2 separate regions of the Mus musculus genome follow, and region 1 is linked to region 2. The links are chromatin loops, found by intact Hi-C in ENCODE. Cell type or tissue: gastrocnemius. All regions are shown on one strand. Each heading gives the region's core, and the rest is flanking DNA. Links, peaks and the distances in the headings are about the cores only.

Region 1 (9,289 bases), core at 785-8,784, 80 kb before region 2:
CAAACAAGAAAAGCAGCATAGTTGCAGTAGACAGTGGATTGTAAAGTCTAGGGGCTTGCAGTGTACCTTCCTGTTTTTCTAGTATATGAGGCTTGGGGTTCTCTCTCCAACTCCATGCCGGTTAGTGGAGATGTAAGAATAAAGTGTGGCTTCTGTTAGCATCACTAGCTTATAAGCTCCTTCACCCTCCAACTGTTTGCCTCTCTGCTCCTATCCCTTCACCCTATGAATAGGCTTAGATTTAAAACCCCTCCCTGTAGCCTAGGCAATTGTGGGAACATTGAGACACAAGATTGAAGTTGAACAGATACGGTGAGGAGTGGTTTTGGCACACATGAAAGGAGGGACCTGGGTTTGCATCTGAAATCTCATACATGAAACTCCATAGCCCTGACAGGGTGGCTGGCCTACAGATGACCCTGGCTGAGCTACGGGATTTTCTGGGCCAGATGAACAACCTGCCCTGTGCCATGCACCAGATTGGGGATGTCAAGGTGAGGAGAGGTGGGTTTAGGTAAGACAGGGTGCATGTGTGAGAAAATAGTGCAAAGTATGAGCAAGGTTTTAGGTTTGGGATTTGGGACAAGGAACAGAGATATGAGTACAAGCTGTTGAGACAATGGAAGGTTTACCTGAGAAAGTAAAAGGTAACAAAGGTGCTTATTGAGCCTGAAACAATAAATAAAGTTTATAAAAATAGAAGTAGGGGGCTGGAGAGATGGCTCAGCGGGTAAGAGCACTGACTGCTCTTCCAAAGGTCCTGAGTTCAAATCCCAGCAACCACATGGTGGCTCACAACCACCTGTAATGAGATCTCACGCCCTCTTCTGGTGCGTCTGAAGATAGCTACAGTGACATATATAATAATAAATAAATCTTAAAAAAAAAATAGAAGTAGGATGGAGAAGGCAGGGGACCCCAGAGTGAGCATGAGGGTTTTACATAGCATAATATTTCTTAGGGTGCTTTGAGAACAGAGTCCCATGTAGAGAGAAGTAGTAAAGTACAAATTTATGATCAATCATGAATAAAGCTGCCTAGGAATATACATTTTAATGCATTCCGTAGGATATCGTAATGAGCAGTCAAATGTTACAGGAACTACTGTTTTAGAGTTCAGACAGTGACAGTTGAGTCCATGGCAGATTTCCATTTCTCAAAAGGTTGTGTTGGGAGGTGCTGGAACAGGATGTGTTGTGGGTCCTCTTAAGTGGCCTCATCTGAAGGGTTTGTTCTTTATTCATCCTGTATCTGGTAGGGTATTCTGGAACAGGTGGAAGCCTACCAGACTGAGGCCCGTGAGGCCCTGGTCTCACAGCCTTCCAGTCCAGGGCTGCTGCAGTCCTTGTTGGAGAGAGGACAACAGCTGGGTGTGGAGGTACCTGAAGCCCAGCAGCTCCAAAGGCAGGTGGAACAGGCGCGGTGGCTGGATGAGGTAAAACGCACGCTGGCTCCCTCTGCCCGAAGGGGTACCCTGGCCATCATGCGGGGACTGTTGGTTGCGGGCGCCAGTGTAGCCCCTAGCCCTGCTGTGGATAAGGCCCAGGCAGAGCTTCAGGAGCTGCTGACCATCGCTGAACGCTGGGAAGAGAAAGCCCACCTCTGCTTAGAGGCCAGGTAAGTCCAACCCTTCCCCTCCCTGCCATTCTTTACTTTCAAATTTTAGTGGAGAATCTGAAGAAAATGGCTGTGGGTGGCCTTGGGCATTACTCCCCAGTGTAGGTATATTGAGTTTCTCTGCTCTTTTGTTTCTGGTCTTGGTTTTTAGTTTTGTTTGTTTGTTTGTTTGTTTTTTCTTTGTTTCTTTTTCATTTTAAGTCTGGATACATAGAGGCAGAGGTAGGCTGGGGTGTGTGTGTGTAGCCCAGTACCAATAGACCAGCATGTAAACATGTTCAGAAGCACAGGAAACAAGCAGATGAGTGGATATTTGTAAAAAGATGCCACAGGATACACAAGTGATCAGAGTGTAAACTTGTAGCAGGCTGACAGAGTGGCAAACATAGGTGCAAGAGCTATGGTGGAGGCTATGTGGGTGCATGCAATCTGAAGCAAGCAGAACCTGGCAACCATCTTTACCAACATAAAAGCACAGAAGTGGCAGAAAGAATAACAAGAGCACAGCTGTGTACAAGTACTGATCAGGCTGTGCTCTGATCCATAGAGCAAACCGGCCTGTTTCCCCGCCCCTTCTTTTGTTGTTTTTAGGCAGAAGCATCCACCAGCCACACTTGAGGCCATAATCCATGAAGCAGAAAACATCCCTGTTCACTTGCCCAATATCCAGTCTCTCAAGGAGGCTCTTGCTAAGGCCCGGGCATGGATTGCTGATGTGGATGAGATCCAAGTAAGGACCACCCCCATCCACACCTAGATTTTCCATGTTGCTAGAAGAGATGATATATAGGCTTGTGCTGTGTTGCATGGCTAGAGAGAGTGATGAGGTACCACATATTGTGAGGAGGCAAAGTGTTTGCAGAACAATATTAAGAGAGGGTCTTCTGAGGCTGGCCTGAAGGATGTGGGGGGCTGGCCGGGATGTGGATGGTAGAGCAAGGAGACAAGTGTTATGAGAGTAGAAAGGGACAGGTACCTGGCAGTAGGTAGAAAAGGAAGACCACAAAAGCATAGTCCAGTCAGTATCCCTGAAGGCTGACTGGCTACCTGGACTGAGCCAGTTAGTAGATGTAGGGGTCATGCATGGTAGAGGGTACTCCTGAGGACAATGTTATTTGTTTCTGCTTTGAGATTATAAGGGCAGACCATCTTCCCAGCTCAGACCAGACATAGAGAATTAGGAGATATTTGCAAGTTCAACTTGCCCTTTTCTCTCACCTGTGCTCAGAATGGTGACCACTACCCTTGCTTGGATGACTTGGAGGGCCTCGTAGCTGTGGGTCGGGACCTCCCTGTGGGGCTGGAGGAACTGAGACAGCTAGAGCTACAGGTATTGACAGCACACTCCTGGAGAGAAAAGGCCTCCAAGACCTTCCTCAAGAAGAACTCCTGCTATACATTATTGGAGGTGAGACCGAGCACTTTTACCTATAGCCTCTTTTTATAAGACTGACTTGTTTTGAGGTAGTTTATATGAGAATATGAGTTTTTGAGGGGGCATGGGTGAGGGGAGGAAAGAATCCGGGGAGGTAGGGAAGCCTGGTCATTTGCCTCTGTCTGCCTGCCTCAGGTGCTCTGCCCGTGTGCAGACGCCGGCTCAGACAGCACCAAACGCAGCCGGTGGATGGAGAAGGAGCTGGGGTTGTACAAATCTGACACAGAGCTGTTGGGGCTGTCTGCGCAGGACCTCAGGGACCCAGGCTCTGTGGTAAGAAGCTTAGCTCCAGATGGGTAAAGAGCCTGGTGATGATTGTCTGAGCCCTGTGACCATGGGCAGACCACTTGCTTCCTGAGCTCAGTTTTCCTGGTTTGGGAGTGGGGTATTGCGTTCAGAGAACGAAAGAATCAGCTTGTTTACCTATTCTTCCCCCTTTCCTGGGCACGGCAGATCGTGGCCTTCAAAGAGGGGGAGCAGAAGGAGAAGGAAGGGATACTGCAGCTTCGTCGTACCAACTCAGCCAAGCCAAGTCCACTGGCACTGTTGACAACAGCCTCCTCTACAGCTTCTATCTGCGTGTGTGGGCAAGTGCCAGCTGGGGTGGGAGCTCTGCAGTGTGACCTGTGTCAGGACTGGTTCCATGGGCGCTGTGTGACAGTACCCCGCCTCCTCAGCTCCCAGAGGTCCAGTCTTCCCTCATCCCCACTGCTGGCCTGGTGGGAATGGGACACCAAATTCTTGTGCCCTCTGTGTATGCGCTCACGGCGCCCACGCTTGGAAACCATCCTGGCACTGCTGGTAGCCCTACAGAGACTGCCTGTGCGGCTGCCTGAGGGTGAGGCTCTACAGTGCCTCACAGAGAGAGCCATCAGCTGGCAAGGCCGTGCCAGACAGGTTTTGGCCTCTGAGGAAGTGACTGCTCTGTTGGGACGGCTGGCTGAACTGCGCCAACGGCTACAGGCTGAATCCAAGCCTGAGGAGTCCCTGGCTTACCCTTCAGATGGTGGAGAGGGCACTGGCAATATGCCGAAGGTGAGCTGCTTAGCCTAGCTCTTAACTTCAAATTCCTGTCCCCCTAGCTCTGCCCCTGTTTCTCCTGTTTTAAATCTCCTTTGGCCCAGCCTTTTTGTTCCATCCTATTATCTGTCCAAATTCCTAAACCCTGCTCTCAGCTGACACCCCATGTTTGCCTTCCTCCAAGAGATAGTCTTCCAGGTTTGGCATGGGTGAAGGAAGAGTAGGGCCTGGCTCTTCAGTTCAGTTACCCCTTGCCTTTTCCTGATCTTGATATTTGATAGGTCCAGGGGCTGTTGGAGAATGGGGACAGTGTGACCAGTCCTGAAAAGGTAGCCACAGAGGAGGGCTCAGGTAAGAGAGGTAGGTCTAGCTGTAGTGTGAGTGGGATGTTGAATGGATATTATCAGTGTGGCCCCTGATGTCCTCAGCTTTGTTATAGCGGTGTAGGATAAGACCAAGGGAAGCCTCTAATCCATCCTGTCCCTGCATCTTCCAGATCTGGAGCTGCTATCCTCAATATTACCACAGTTGTCTGGCCCTGTGTTGGAACTGCCTGAGGCAACCCGAGCCCCACTGGAGGAACTTATGATGGAAGGGGATCTGCTTGAGGTGACCCTAGATGAGAATCATAGCATCTGGCAGCTGCTGCAGGCTGGGCAGCCTCCAGACTTGAAGAGGGTCCAGACACTTCTGGAGGTAAGGAGAGGAGGAGCCATTATTGACATGGCCTGGTCAGGCCAAGTAGGCAGAGAGCCCTGACTACTTGCATGTACGCAAGGAGAGGGAGAGTGGGATAGGATTTTGCTATATAGAGAGTCCAGGCTAGCCTTAGAATTCATGGCTTTGTTTGTTTGTTTGTTTGTTTGTTTGTTTTGTTTGTTTTGTTTTTTTCCGAGACAGGGTTTCTCTGTGTATCCCTGGCTGTTCTGGAACTCACTCTGTAGACCAGGCTGGCCTTGAGCTCAGAAATCCGCCTGCCTCTGCCTCTCAAGTGCTGGGATTAAAGGCATGCGCCACCACTGCCTGGCTCGTGGCAATCTTCCTGCTTTAGCCTTGCAAGTGCTGGGATTACAGTCATGCACCACCAGACCCCACTTACAATTTAGTCTTTTTGCCTTCTGTGTTCACAGCTGGAGAAGGCAGAGCGCCATGGGAGTCGGACACGAGGCCGAGCCCTAGAGAGGAGACGACGGAGGAAGGTGGATCGGGGTGGGGAGCCGGATGACCCGGCACGAGAGGAGCTAGAGCCAAAGAGGGTACGAAGCTCAGGACCAGAAGCCGAGGAAGTCCAGGAGGAAGAGGAGCTGGAGGAGGAGACTGGGGGTGAGGTCCCTCCTGTACCCTTCCCCAACAGTGGCAGCCCCAGCATCCAGGAGGACCAGGATGGCTTAGAACCAGTGTTAGAGGCTGGTTCTGACACCTCAGCCCCTTTCTCTACTCTGACTTCCCGGCTGTTGATGTCCTGCCCACAGCAGCCATCTCTGCAACAATTGTGACAGTGGCTGAGCCTAGCACAGACCCCAACAAAGATCCTTCCTTGGCCTCAAGGATCCTTTCTGACCATCAAGCCTGCTTCTTGGAGGTGGGCGGGTAGGTGGAGAGACTTCCCCCTCACCACCATCCCCAAGATCGTGACTTTTATATTCTGACTCCAAGGTATTGTTCAGACCTCAGCTCCTGGGGGCCGGCCCCTGGAGTCCTGCGTCCCTGGTAACCTCTAACCAGCATTCCCAGACACCAGAGGCAGATAGACAGGTGGGCAGGGGATCTACTGGGGCTGGGCCAGCACCATTCCAGAGACAAATCCAGGGCACATGCAAACTGGGGGACCTCTCCCTTATCCCCAGTTCTGACCCTGGGTCAGGCCATGCTACACTAACCTTCCCTCCCCACTTCACACTTTTGCTCCCCCCCCCCTCCCAGTCCATTTTACTTCTTTCCTCTCCCCTTCATCTTTTCCCTTCCCCTTACTGTTCCACCCAGGAGGAGGAAACTTCACATAGCTGTCCTCACCCTTTTATTTTAAATGAATTTTGTTGGGGTTGAGCAGGGCTGCCTATGGTCTGAAGGCTTTTGGTGCTTGTCCACACACCCACCTCAACCCTTCCTGCCCATCCTCCCCTATCTCCTTTCCTCCTCCTGGGTTCATGCTGTAATAAAGAAGATTGTTGGTGTGTAATTAATTTGTTCAAAAGGAGAAAAAAAAAAGCAAAACAAACTTTGTTTCAACTAAAGCCTATTTTAATTTTATTTTATTATTTTCCTCATTAGAAATAAAACCCTTAGGAATGTTTTTTTTTTTTTTTTTTTTGGAAACATGTTTCTGAAGTGCATTTCTCTTCAAAAAGAGAGCAGAACCTTCCTCGCCTGTTAGTGGAGCAGCTGCAGTGCCAGTTAGTAGTAGTGCCAGGGCCAGGGAAGCAGGGCTCTGAATTCAAATCTCACCAACTTCTCTCTAACCTTGGAAAAGATATCCTTCCTGGTCTTCCCCCAAGCCATTGCAGACTGGTGGGCACTGGCCCCCTTTGATAATTTGCACGACAGCTTCCCCTAGCTTTGTGCTCTTGATTTTCTATTCTCTGGGGGACTTTTTCTTCATGGCTTTATTGAGGTAGAGTTTCCATGCTATAAAGTTGAGCTGTTTTAAATATGTAATTTGGTGAGTCAGACCATCCTTGGTGTTTCTCCATTAGTTCTTCCTGCCCCTAATGAATGTGTGGTTAATTTGTAACGTCTGTGTCACTGTTAAACTGCTCTGTTGAGATGAAATGTGCATAGATACAGTTCATCCACTTCAAGTATACAATTCAGTGACTTTTAGTATATTTCAGTCATTGAATCACTGCAAAAAGTTTAGACTGTTTTTACAACCCCAGAAGACATTGCCTAGGTAGTCCCTCCTTCCTCCCATTTGTCTCTTCTGGACATTTTATATAAATGAAATGATACAATATGCGCTCCTTTTGTGTCTGCCTTCTTTGACTTAGCCTATTAACAGTCCTACAGTAGTTGTATTTTCGCCCTTCTGAGCCTGAAAGAAGGGACTACGCTTGATCAGGGACTGACCTCTGAAATACATTTATACATGTTTTTGTGGGTATCTATATGCATTTTTCTCAGATTAAGACCCACCAGATTGCATCATATTCATGAAGGAACCATAACCCTCTAAAGACTAAGAACATTCTTATGGTTCTGAGAGTTCTCTGTCCAGAGTTTACCTAGGAGATATAGGAGGAAGCAAAAGCTTGGAGGCCCTGTTTTCACTAGCTAACTTCCAGGCATCCCTGGCTTCTCCAAGGTTTTTCCTCTTCTCAAGGTTGTATGAGGTGTTACAGGCTAAAGTCAAGTCTTGATCCCTAGCTCAGGAACTCAGCACACCAGCACTCTTACTTTGCCCTTCCTCATTTATATGTTCAGAAGGATTATTTTGCTCCATTTCTCCCCTTTCCCAGGATTTCCAGTTGCTAGAAATGTAGTGATATATCTCACTCACCCTCTTTGGGTGGCTTTCAGGGGTGGGAGCATGGCTTAGACCTCCCTGCCTTATGAGTCTTTTAGTCTATGCTGAAAGGTAAACACCAGGAAACAGGGAGTACCCCTGCCCCAGGTCCACTTTGATACTAAGTTTCAATCAAGGGTCTTGCCTTTGCCCAGCCATTGGTTTCCAGTGAGAGTTGGAGGTAGCAGAAGAGACACCCAAAGGAGCTTGATCTTGATACTTTACTACCACTCTAGTCCAGGAAGCTAGGCACAGGAAGAAGCGGCCAAAGGAAAGGTAAAGATGGTGCCTACAACATCTCCTAGGCTAGTGAACTTCTCAGGCCAAGTAGGGGTCCTTTGTGGTATGGGCCTGTCCCTTACCAATTTTCAGGCAGCCGTTCGCAGCATTTCCCTGACATATCCCTTATACACTTTCTGCTCCTTTCACAGTGTCCATGTAGCCATTTTTGATTCAAAACTGTCTTAATTAGGTTTCTGTTGCTGTGATAAAACACCACGGCCAAAAACAACTTGGGGAAGAAAGGGTTTATTTCATCTTATAGCTTGTAGTCCATCCAGGGAAGGAGGCAGGAGCCTAGAGGCAGGAGTTGATGCAGAGGCCATGGAGGAGTGCTGCTTACTGGCTTGCTCATCATGACTTGCTCAGCCTACATACTGCACCCAGGACCACCAGCCCAGGGATGGCACAGCCCTGTGAGCTAGGTCCTGCAATATCAGACGTCAATAAAGAAAATGCACCCTGGGCTTGCCCAAAGGCCAATCTGAAGGGGGCCATTTTTCAATTGGGCTTTCCCTCCTCCTCTGGGAGAGCACCGAGTGGGCAAGTTTTACCTCAGAGTCATTTAGTTTACAGACACCATCTTGCTGCTACATCCTACCAGACAGTTCACTCCTGCCAGGGTAGCACCTGAGGATGCAGGGGTGGAAAGAGATACTGCTTCTATTAAGGACAAATCTCTCTCCCTCCTCCCCTGTTCCCCATTCTCCTCTCTTACTGAGACAGAGTCAGTATCCCTGGCTGTCCTGGAACTCACTATGTAGGCCAGGCTGGCCTCAAACTCACAGGAGGCCTGCCTCTGCCTCCTGAGTGCTTGGATTAAAGATGTGCCACCACATCCAGCATCTAAATTCCTCTCTTGGCCCAACTCTGCATTTCTTCCTGTGTAGCTTTTCAGTGTCTCCACTGTGCCTTAAATCATGTCCAAACACTAGGTTTAGTGAGTTTTTTTCCCCAATCTACCTGAAAGTACCTATTCTGAGAGTTCCTGGAGGAGAAAAACAAGAACCAGGTCTGAGTCCTCTGCTACTTCAAGGCTGGGGGTTGGGAGGGTGGGAATCTTGTATGGTCAGTTCAGAAAGAGGCAGATCAAGCAGCATTTCCAGCCCTACACTGCTTGTGAATTCTGTTCCTTATGCACTGTATGAAGTCTGCTGATCCAGGATGACACTCTGGAAGTCATTTGGGTCTGGACCAAGACCACCAGAGCCCTGAAAGAGAAACATTAACCATGTGTCCTAGACCTGAAATTAGGGGGTGCTTAAATCCTGGGTGCCACACTCAAGTATGTAAGATACTTGGCAAGTTCTGAGTAAGCATATAAGGAATAGACCCCTAGGATAATACGCTGGGCCCAGCCAAAACATGACAGGGTTGTAATAACCATTTTCGATGCAAAATAAAGCCCTATTTATTTCAGAGGGGGGTCTAAGTAT
Region 2 (9,289 bases), core at 386-8,385:
CCCCTCCCCTCCTTGCTGGGTAAAAGTGCTTTATGTCTCCCAACGTCCTCAGATTCCTTTCTTCCTCCATTCGTGGGTCTGTAGGGCTGTAGATGTTGGTACAACTCTTATTCCCTTTTACAAGCCCTAAGGTTGTATTCAAGCATTTTTTATTGCTACCCATAATCCAGTACAATTATGTATGTGTGTCACATACACATACAAACACAGAGCTCAACTAAACGTTTTACATACTACTTGTCCAAATTGTAATATACTCGTGCATTTCTATTGTATTTCATGTTTTGTTTTATTAAACTATTGGCAGCCACTCATTAGATGTCTTTCTGTCTTTCTCTCCATTTCCTCTCTCCCTCGCTTACTTCTTTCCTTTTTTCTTTTCTTTTCTTTTCTTTTTTCTTTTCTGTACTGGTGATTGAATTTAGTGTCTCAGGCCTGGTAGGCAAGAACCTACCCCATCCAATGAGCTACATTCCTAAACCTTCTTTAAAAATTTACTTTTAAAACTCTTAATTTCAGGCTGGTGAGATGGCTCAGTGGGTAAGAGCACTGACTGCTCCTCCAAAGGTTCTGAGTTCAAATCCCAGCAACCACATGGCAGCTCACAACCACCGGTAATGAGATCTGACGCCTTCTTCTGATGCGACTGAAGTCAGCAACAGTGTACTTAAGTATAATAGTAAATAAATCTTAAAAAAAAACCTCTTAATTTTGCAATAGGATTTTGGGAAGTAGACCAGGTTGGCTATGAACATTTTCCTCAGCCTCTGCAAGCCTTGAATTGGGATCATCCTATCTCAGACTCCCATGTGCAAGGATTACAGCTCTATGCCACCATGCCTAGCAGATCTTATTCATGGTCAGGAATGTGTGTAGCATGCTCTGTGAGAAGACTAATCTTGTTAAATGGTATATTTCAGAGAAGTGAAGTCATAGAAGACCAAATGTTGTAGGACTGTGGATTGTGATGCAGCCTCTGGCATAATTTTATGTTAACTTAGCATTTTGTATGAATATAAAAATGTAGGTATACTTGTGTTGGTCCATTGAAAAAATATTTCTTTACATTAGGTCACACACTGTTTTATGCTCTGGGGATACAGTTGTGAATCAGACAGATAAAAGATTCCTATTCTAGCACTTGAGGCAGAGGCAGAGGCAGAGGCAGAGGCAGAGGCAGAGGCAGAGGCAGAGGCAGAGGCAGAGGCAGAGGCAGAGGCAGAGGCAGAGGCAGAGGCAGAGGCAGAGGCAGAGGCAGAGGCAGAGGCAGAGGCAGAGGCAGAGGCAGGTGGATCCCTGAGTTCGAAGCCAGGCTGGGTTACAGATCGAGTTCCAGGACATCCAGGGCTACACAGAGAACCCTGTCGCGAAAACCAAAACCAAAACAAACCAAAACCCAAAAATTAACCAACCAAAAGCCAACACAACAACAACAACAACCAAAAGGATCCCCTACTCTTGTATAATTGACATTTTAGGTAACAAGAAGAGACAGGTGGAGTTGGTATATCAGCCGATGACAATATTGTAAAATATAATTATAAAGTAGGGGAAGATGATTTAAAGTGCTAGAGGTGAGGAAGGTACTGAAGTTGTTGATGAGGCAGATAGGGAAGGCTTCACAAAGGAGTCATCATCTAAGCAAATTGGTGAGGATGTAAGTCCTGTGGCTGTTTGGGAGACTAGAACTCCAGGGAGACAAACAGTCAGAACAAAGGCTCTGAGATGGGGCTATTCATGGCACACTGGGAAGGAGCAAGGAAGCCATAGTGGGTGGAATATTGAGCAAGGGGCGAGCAAGGGGCAAGTGTTAGGTGGTGATGTAAGTCAGAGAGTTGGCAAGGACGTAGCATAGAGGCCATAGGGAGGACTTTGATTCCGAGTTACTTGGGAGGCTTTTGAACAAAGATTAAGATGTCATTCTGGTTCAGGGTTGAATAAGATTCTACTTGTTGCTGGGAACACTGGGCATGTTCCATAACGGTAGATGTAGAGAGATTAGTGAGGCTTCATTAGTAATCCAGGTAAGAGGTCATAGTATCTCCATGCCCCTTTCCTTCTCACCAGCATCTCTGTCTTCTAATTATATCATATACTCTTCAAATTTAGATTGTTACTTGCCTCATCCCATTAGAACAGAATCTCCACAAGGGCAGGGTAGGTAGGTACCCTCCCCTCTAAAAGGTCAGTGACATGCACAAAGTAGGTTCCTGCTGAAAAGATGCCAAGCTAATTGGCTAAAGAACTAGACTGAACGATGAGTGCAGAGGGCTCCATGAAAGTATTCACCCTGGATTTGCTGAAAGAACAGTTTTAGGAGTAGGAAAGTGCCTGTTGTGTGCAGGCAGGCAATGTGGGGACATGACAAGGTGACAGCATTTCCCAGAGGGAAGGTTACTAGGCCAGCCCACATGGAACTGAAGAGTCTTGGGATTGCTATTAGGGCTGGATATGAACTGGGGGACAGGCTAGGGAGATGGGTCTTGAAGTGGATATCTTCTTGCCAACTCCCTCCTAGTAAAGTTGTCCCCTTTGCATTGTTTCTAGCTCAATACAATCTGGCCTGTCACCTAAAAGCAGGATTTTTTTTGACAGTATCAATTAATCTCATAGCCAATGGCCTACTTAAAAGAGAAGGTGTTAGGGCAGGAGTTGGAGAGAAATAAAGATAGGTCTCTTTCAGTCTCTCAAGACCTGATATCTCTCACCCCTTCCAGGACTGCAGACAGCCTTCCACTATGTATAATTAAAGGCAATGTGTGTGTGTGTGTGTGTGTGCGAGCGCTCACACACACATACAGACACACAGACACAGACACAGACACACACAGACACACTATGCCTTAGCCATAAGGGGAGGGAAGGGGCAAAGATTAGGCATAGAGATAGATTGATTGTAAGCAGTAGTCAGATACACGGGGAGTGACAAAGAGAGACATTTGTGTGGCAGGCAGATGGTGACATAGGAGAAGGAAAGACAGAAAAAATAGAAAAAGGACAGGGGAAGAGACATAAATGGAGAAAGAGAGGGAGGGAGAGTGACTTAAAAGAGACATAGATAACAGAGCAACCGTGAATGAGCAAGAGAGGAGACAGAAAGGGTGGAGAAGGAAAACCACAGGAAAAAACCAACCAACCAACCAACCAACCATCTAGAACACAGCTCCTTAAAGCATGGTTTGTAACTGAATGAGTTACTAACCTATGGAGTTGCATCACTGAATATGGAGGTTTCAAGAAATTTTACAAAATTTCTGGATATGTAATGACCAAAATTTAATCCAGAATCAAAAGTGTGATGAATCCCATACATTTCTGACAGCAGTTGCTCATGCTGCATTATAGATGCAATGTTACTGAAGCCATGGTTCTGAGCATACAACACGCAAACTTTGCACTGTACATGCCACTATACAACCCAATGACAACAAATGGTACCCGAAATGCCTCAGTGAAGACTTGACACTACTATATGCTACGAATTGCAGTGTTTTTGTTGTACATACAATCGTTTTTCTTTTATAAAACATAATGGCTGAAGTGCAGAAAATTAAAACCTTTAATACTTTCCTATTGTCCTGTAAGTATCAAAATAGTATGCCATTACATTGTATTGTATTAGAATACTCTATTTAAAAAAATGCCATTTCAGATGGATCTCTGTGAATTCAAGGGCAGCCTGGTCTACGTAGAAAGTTCCAGGGCAGCCAGAGCTTACAAAGAGAGACCCTGTCTCAAACACCTGCCAATAAATAAAAAAAATATAAAATAAAAATAAAAAAATAAACAAATAATCTGCCATTTGAGTTGTTGGTTTGATTGTCATAAAAAAAAAATCATTAGATGAATTTTGGCTTGGAAGTACGACAGAATTTCCAGCAAAATTTGAAATGCCCCTAACCATACTTCTGCCATTTTGTACTCTGTGTCTAAGTGAAGTGAGGTTCTCAGCATTGACGGTTATAAAATCAAAATACCAATCAACTCTTTTAGTTTTTCGAGACATGGTTTCTCTATGTAGCCCTGGCTGTCCTGGAACTCACTTTGTAGACCAGACTGGCCTCGAACTCAGAAATTCACCTGCCTCTGCCTCCCGAGTGCTGGGATTAAAGGCATGTGCCACCATGCCCAGCTCCAATCAACTCTTAAAAACATTGAAGATGCCTTATATGTGTCAGTACCAAATATTCAGAAAAGATTTAATTATCTATGTAAAAAAGCAAATCCATCTCAGCATGCAAATTTACTTTTGCCTTTAATGAATAGTAAAATTATATGCATGCCTGAGAATGTTTCAAATAAACTTGTTAATAGTAAATGTTTGATTTGTATACTTATTTTATATAACTATACACCTGGGGTGGCATACAAAATTTCTTAGGTGAAAGGGGTCATAAGTAGAAAAAAAAATTAAGGAACCCTGATATAGAAGACCAGGTAGAGATGGGAGGCAGTGAGCAATACGTACACAGAGACAAAGCACACCAACATGTACAGAGGAAGATATACTAGGCTGAAAGGTAAATAATTTGTAGCTCAGGGTCTCAGCGAAAACAAACTTTAAAGTTAAAACCAGTTGCCGGGCGTGGTGGCGCACGCCTTTAGTCCCAGTACTTGGGAGGTAGAGGCAGGCGAACTTCTGAGTTTGAGGCCAGTCTGGTCTACAGAGTGAGTTCCAGGACAGCCAGGATTACACATAGAACTCAAAAAACAAAACAAACAAAAAGTTAAAACCAACCTCCCTCAAAGCCAAAACAAAACAAAATAAAAAACACAAAAATAACAGTAACAACAACAACAACAACAACAACACCCAATACAACAAGCAAAGCCCTGTTATTGCTTGGGAAGCTTGAAGAGGTTGTATTAACGAGGTCGGGGGCTCTTAAGCACAGTCTGTAGCTGAGGCTCATTTGAGGCAAAGGATAAATGTATGTGCACAGAATATACCTGCCTGTGTCTAGACACCTTTGTGCACAGACCTACACACTCACAGGCTTTCTGAAACACAGTCTCACGGACAGCAAGTATAGTATATATGTGCATGCATACACACACATGCACACTGCTTGAGACGTGAGCACATGCACACACACATTGCACCAGAGGTGAGCAGGCACAGATGAGGTAGTTGTATTTGCCTTAGTACCAGGGCTTTGTTCTTTACAAAGGCGTTACTGCCCCCTAGAGGACATTTTAGAAATCTACAGGAATTGTGGGTGTGGGTGTGGGTGGGGTGAAAGTTGCCTCATGTTAACAGTGCAAGATGACCTAATATTTAAGGGGGGAGAGAGAGAGAGAGAGAGAGAGAGAGAGAGAGAGAGAGAGAGAGAGAGAGAGAGAGAGAGAGAGAGGAGAGAGGAGAGAGGAGAGAGGGAGGGAGGGAGGGAGGGAGAGAGAGAGAGTTCATCACTTAGTGATATGTGGGGTCTTCTGACATTACTAACATATGACCTGCAAGTCATAGGATTTTGAGCTTATAATTAATTAGCTGAGCCTAGAGTCTTTTTGAATGAGATTTTTCTTCATCTAGTTTTAGCATACCAGGAATTATCCAGGAATGTGGCTGTCCTATGAATCAAGAGGAGACTGTATTTTGCTTTTCAGTGAAGTTCATTAGTTTGTAAAATCTCAATATGAATCCTCTGCTTATCATTTTCCTGTACATTGAGCCTGATTTTTCTTCTAAACTACATTTACTTATTATAAGTGTCCAATTATTTTCTCGAATCTCCTGAGGAGTGTCACATCCAAACACTTATACATCTAAATAAAATTATTATAAATCATTTCTTACTTGTATTATAGTTAATACAATATGTACATTATGTAGGTATAGTATGGACTCCTTTTGAAATGACAGGTGCAGAAGTCTACACACTCCATTTCCAGATAGTAAAGGACAAATTTTATGTAACAAGTTTGTTACATAAAAGGCACATTAAGTGAGGGCCGAGAATTGGTCTTCAGTGTAGAGACACTGACACACTGTTTCACATACACATATGTAATGGCTCACAACCCTGCCTTCCCTTAGAGTTCTAATACCACACACACACACACACACACACACACACACACTCAAACACAAAACAAACCAACTGTTATTTTACCTATAGACTCTTATATAGCCACTGAGCTGATATATCTGATTGCTTAAATACTCCCACATAGGCAAAAATCTCACAACAGTACATCTGCATCATCACATATACAAACTCTGTTACAAAACTACCATTCATGTTAAATATCACCCATACTGTCAAATTCACAAACACTTGAAACATGATTCCTAGGTATGTATATACAGAATCCCTGAGATACCTACAGATATATTTGCAGGTAAAAAATTGCTCACATATATGAGTATCCTTTACCACAAGAAATCAACTTACTTCCCCTCACATAGATTAGGCACACTCAACAATACAGATATGTACATCCTGGCACAGAAATGAATCTCTCTAATATATAAACTCTCACTGATAAATGGACATGTAATAGCTCTACCATACCCACAAAAGAATAGAGAGGCTCCCAGTCTCTCTCAAACAAAGCACTTGCAATCAGACAAAAATTCACTTGTATGTGCAGACACTGGACTATAAATAGCTACTTGCCTATGGACAAATGTGTGCAAACATATTAACTTTCTCTTAAACACATTATATGTATATATCTCCAACAACACGTATAATAGAAATCTGCTCATGTGCAGAAATCAGCTAACCTCTGCTGGTATATGTGAAAATATGAATAGAGAGCTACTTGGCTGGTAGGGTACATGCACACTGGGGAGCTTGAGTAAGGACAGGTACAGGAGACTGTGGCAAGAAGTATATTGCTTTTCAATAGGTTCTTATTAAAATATCCCAGACAGCTTGATTATTACCTTCACTTATTTATCACAAGTGAGTTTTTTGGTTTGGCCTGTATCTATGTGTATGTTAGCTTGCTTTTTTGTTTTGTTTTGTTTTTAAAATTTTATTCTTGTTCTTACTTTTTCTCACCTACAAAAATAGAAAAGTTGGTCACGGGGGTGTGACTCAGTGGTACCGCATTTGTGTAGCATGCATATGCTCATAGGGGGAGGAAAGGGAAGAGGAGGGTGGGGGAGGAGTGGTGTGTGGAGGATTGTTATGGATTACAGTTTGCTTATCTCTTATCCAAAAATGCTCAGGAGTTGAAGTGCATTAGATACTGGGCTTTTTCAGATTCTGGAATATTTGTGTAGATACAGTACACCATCTTGGGGATTAGACCTAAATCCAAACATAAAGTTCATTTGTGTTCTTACACACAGCATAACGGTGATTTTATGCGATATTTTAGTGTGTCTAAATTTTGTCTGTGACCTGTCACTAGATATTGGGTGGGAAACTTCCCACTTATAGCATCGTATTTGCATTAAAAATTCAGATTGTGGAGCATTTCAGATTTCAGATTATGTATTGTATTTGGTATTCCTAAAGGGAATATAATCATTTTGTTAATTTCCTTGACTGTTATTTCTTTATAAAAAGTACTCTTTATCATAGTTATCATTTCAAACATAAAAATGCAAGATGGAGCACCACGATGAACTTTGGTGAACTCAATATGCAGATATACCAATTATAAACCCAGAGGCTAGTCTTCTTCTGTCCATAGCCCGACCCACTTCTCTTGGCCCTCAGTTTTGTAAACCATAATTATTATACTAGTTCACTCATAAACATTTCACTATCTGTTTTTAAAAGAGGCTTCCTCTGTGAACATCATAATATATTTTTATTATTTCTCAGTCTATGTATTGATTTATTCACTATTAGCATCCACTATTTAAAAATTAGCCCAATCTGATTCTTGGTGGTATTTCACATTTAAGACCTTGTAGTTTTAGGTAAAAATATTTGTTGATAAATTAATGAGGCCATACAATAGCTGTGTTGGCTAGTTTTTTGTTAACTTGATACAGCTAGGGTCATTTGGGAAGAAGGAACCTCAACTGCAAAAATGCCTCCATAGATTGGCCTGTAGGCAAGTCTGTGGGGAACATTTTCTTGATGTGGGTGATGTGGGTGATGTGGGTGGTGCTTTCCCTGGGCTACTGGTTCTAGGTTGTATAAGAAAGCTGACTGAGGAACAAGCCAGTAAGCAGTGTTACTTGGTGGTTCTGCTTCAGTTTCTGCCTGCAGGTTCTTGCCTTGAGTTCTTACTCATTTCCCTTCATGTTGTAGTGTAAGCTGTCAGCTGAAACAAACCCTATCCTGCCCAAGTTGTTTTTGGTCATGGTACTTATCACAGCAATAGAAAACAAACTAAGATAATAGTTTTAATTGAACTGATTCATCAAAGGTCAGTCTAAGATTTTATGATTTTGTCTCAGTGTTTCAAAAAAAAAAAAAAAGCAATGAAAAATTCAGTTTCAGAAGCCACAAAGATTTGTTGTACCCTTCAATTACGTGATATAAGGACTGGGCATGCAGCTTAATGGTAGGTAGAGTGCTGGCTTACCATGTATAAGGCCTGGGGGAGTTGTTGAGGGAGATAGGAAAAGAGGAAAGGAGGAAGATGGAAGGGGGAAAAGGGAGAGGAAGGAGAGAGAGAGAGAGAGAGAGAGAGAGAGAGAGAGAGTCACAGTTCATTTGGATTTTTTTTCTTAAAAACAAGGTCTAGGTAGCCACAGATGACCTCATAATCACCATATTCACTACATAGCCCCAGGTGACGATAAACTCCTAATAATCTTCCTGCCTCAGCTTTCTGACTACTGGGATTATAGGAATGTGCCACCACACCATCTAAGGTTCAGATTTTTAAAAAAAGCACTTGAGACTGAAGAGATGGCTCATTCTGGTAGCACTAAGTGGACTCTGAACTTAAAAAAAGAAAGCACGCGGCTGGAAAGGTGACACAGAGATTATGAACACTTGGTGCTCTTGAGAAGGACCTGGGTTTGGCTCTCCTACATTATGGTTCACAACCATCTGTAACTGCAATTCTGAGAGATCTGACACTCTACTACCCTTGTGTGCACCAGGTATGCACATAACACACACAGACACACAGACACACAGACACAGACACACACACACACACACACAGCAAAAACATAAAATAAATACATCTAAAGTAAATATTGTAAAGCACTTGGAAATATAAATTAAGGAACCAAAGTATTTTACGATGATTAGACTATTCTCATACAGAGCTCAGTCAGTTAGTGACAGGGTTGCAAACTTAATAAGAAAAGCTAAGTGAAATTTTACCTGCTAGCATTCTGCAGGGAAATTGTCCACAATGTATT

What was found. A loop is a pair of places that touch in the nucleus more often than their neighbours do. Peaks named below come from ENCODE experiments on the same cell type or tissue, not always from the same donor. Only the 100,000 strongest peaks of a DNase experiment are listed, where the experiment ranks them.
Region 1: it touches region 2 in a loop (3-fold over the local background); 5 of 42 quality-filtered maps call a loop at or near these places.

Annotation. Positions count from the first base shown.
Region 1 is chrX:152,267,507-152,276,795 of GRCm38, forward strand. Kdm5c (lysine (K)-specific demethylase 5C) reads left to right here. Exons shown (of 26, transcript NM_013668.4): 18 at 389-494; 19 at 1,259-1,617; 20 at 2,209-2,347; 21 at 2,846-3,025; 22 at 3,188-3,325; 23 at 3,506-4,087; 24 at 4,354-4,423; 25 at 4,569-4,768; 26 at 5,203-9,289. The coding sequence ends at 5,568. Among named protein-coding and RNA genes, the nearest start is that of Kdm5c, 39 kb to the left of the region's middle. In gastrocnemius, for the core only: no CTCF peak of the experiment used is centred there; a DNase peak (open chromatin) is centred at 5,263; H3K27ac peaks cover 549 bases.
Region 2 is chrX:152,347,824-152,357,112 of GRCm38, forward strand. All of the region lies in intron 3 of Gpr173 (G-protein coupled receptor 173), which reads right to left. Among named protein-coding and RNA genes, the nearest start is that of Tspyl2, 10 kb to the left of the region's middle. In gastrocnemius, for the core only: a CTCF peak has its summit at 5,176 (motif pointing left); a DNase peak (open chromatin) is centred at 5,165.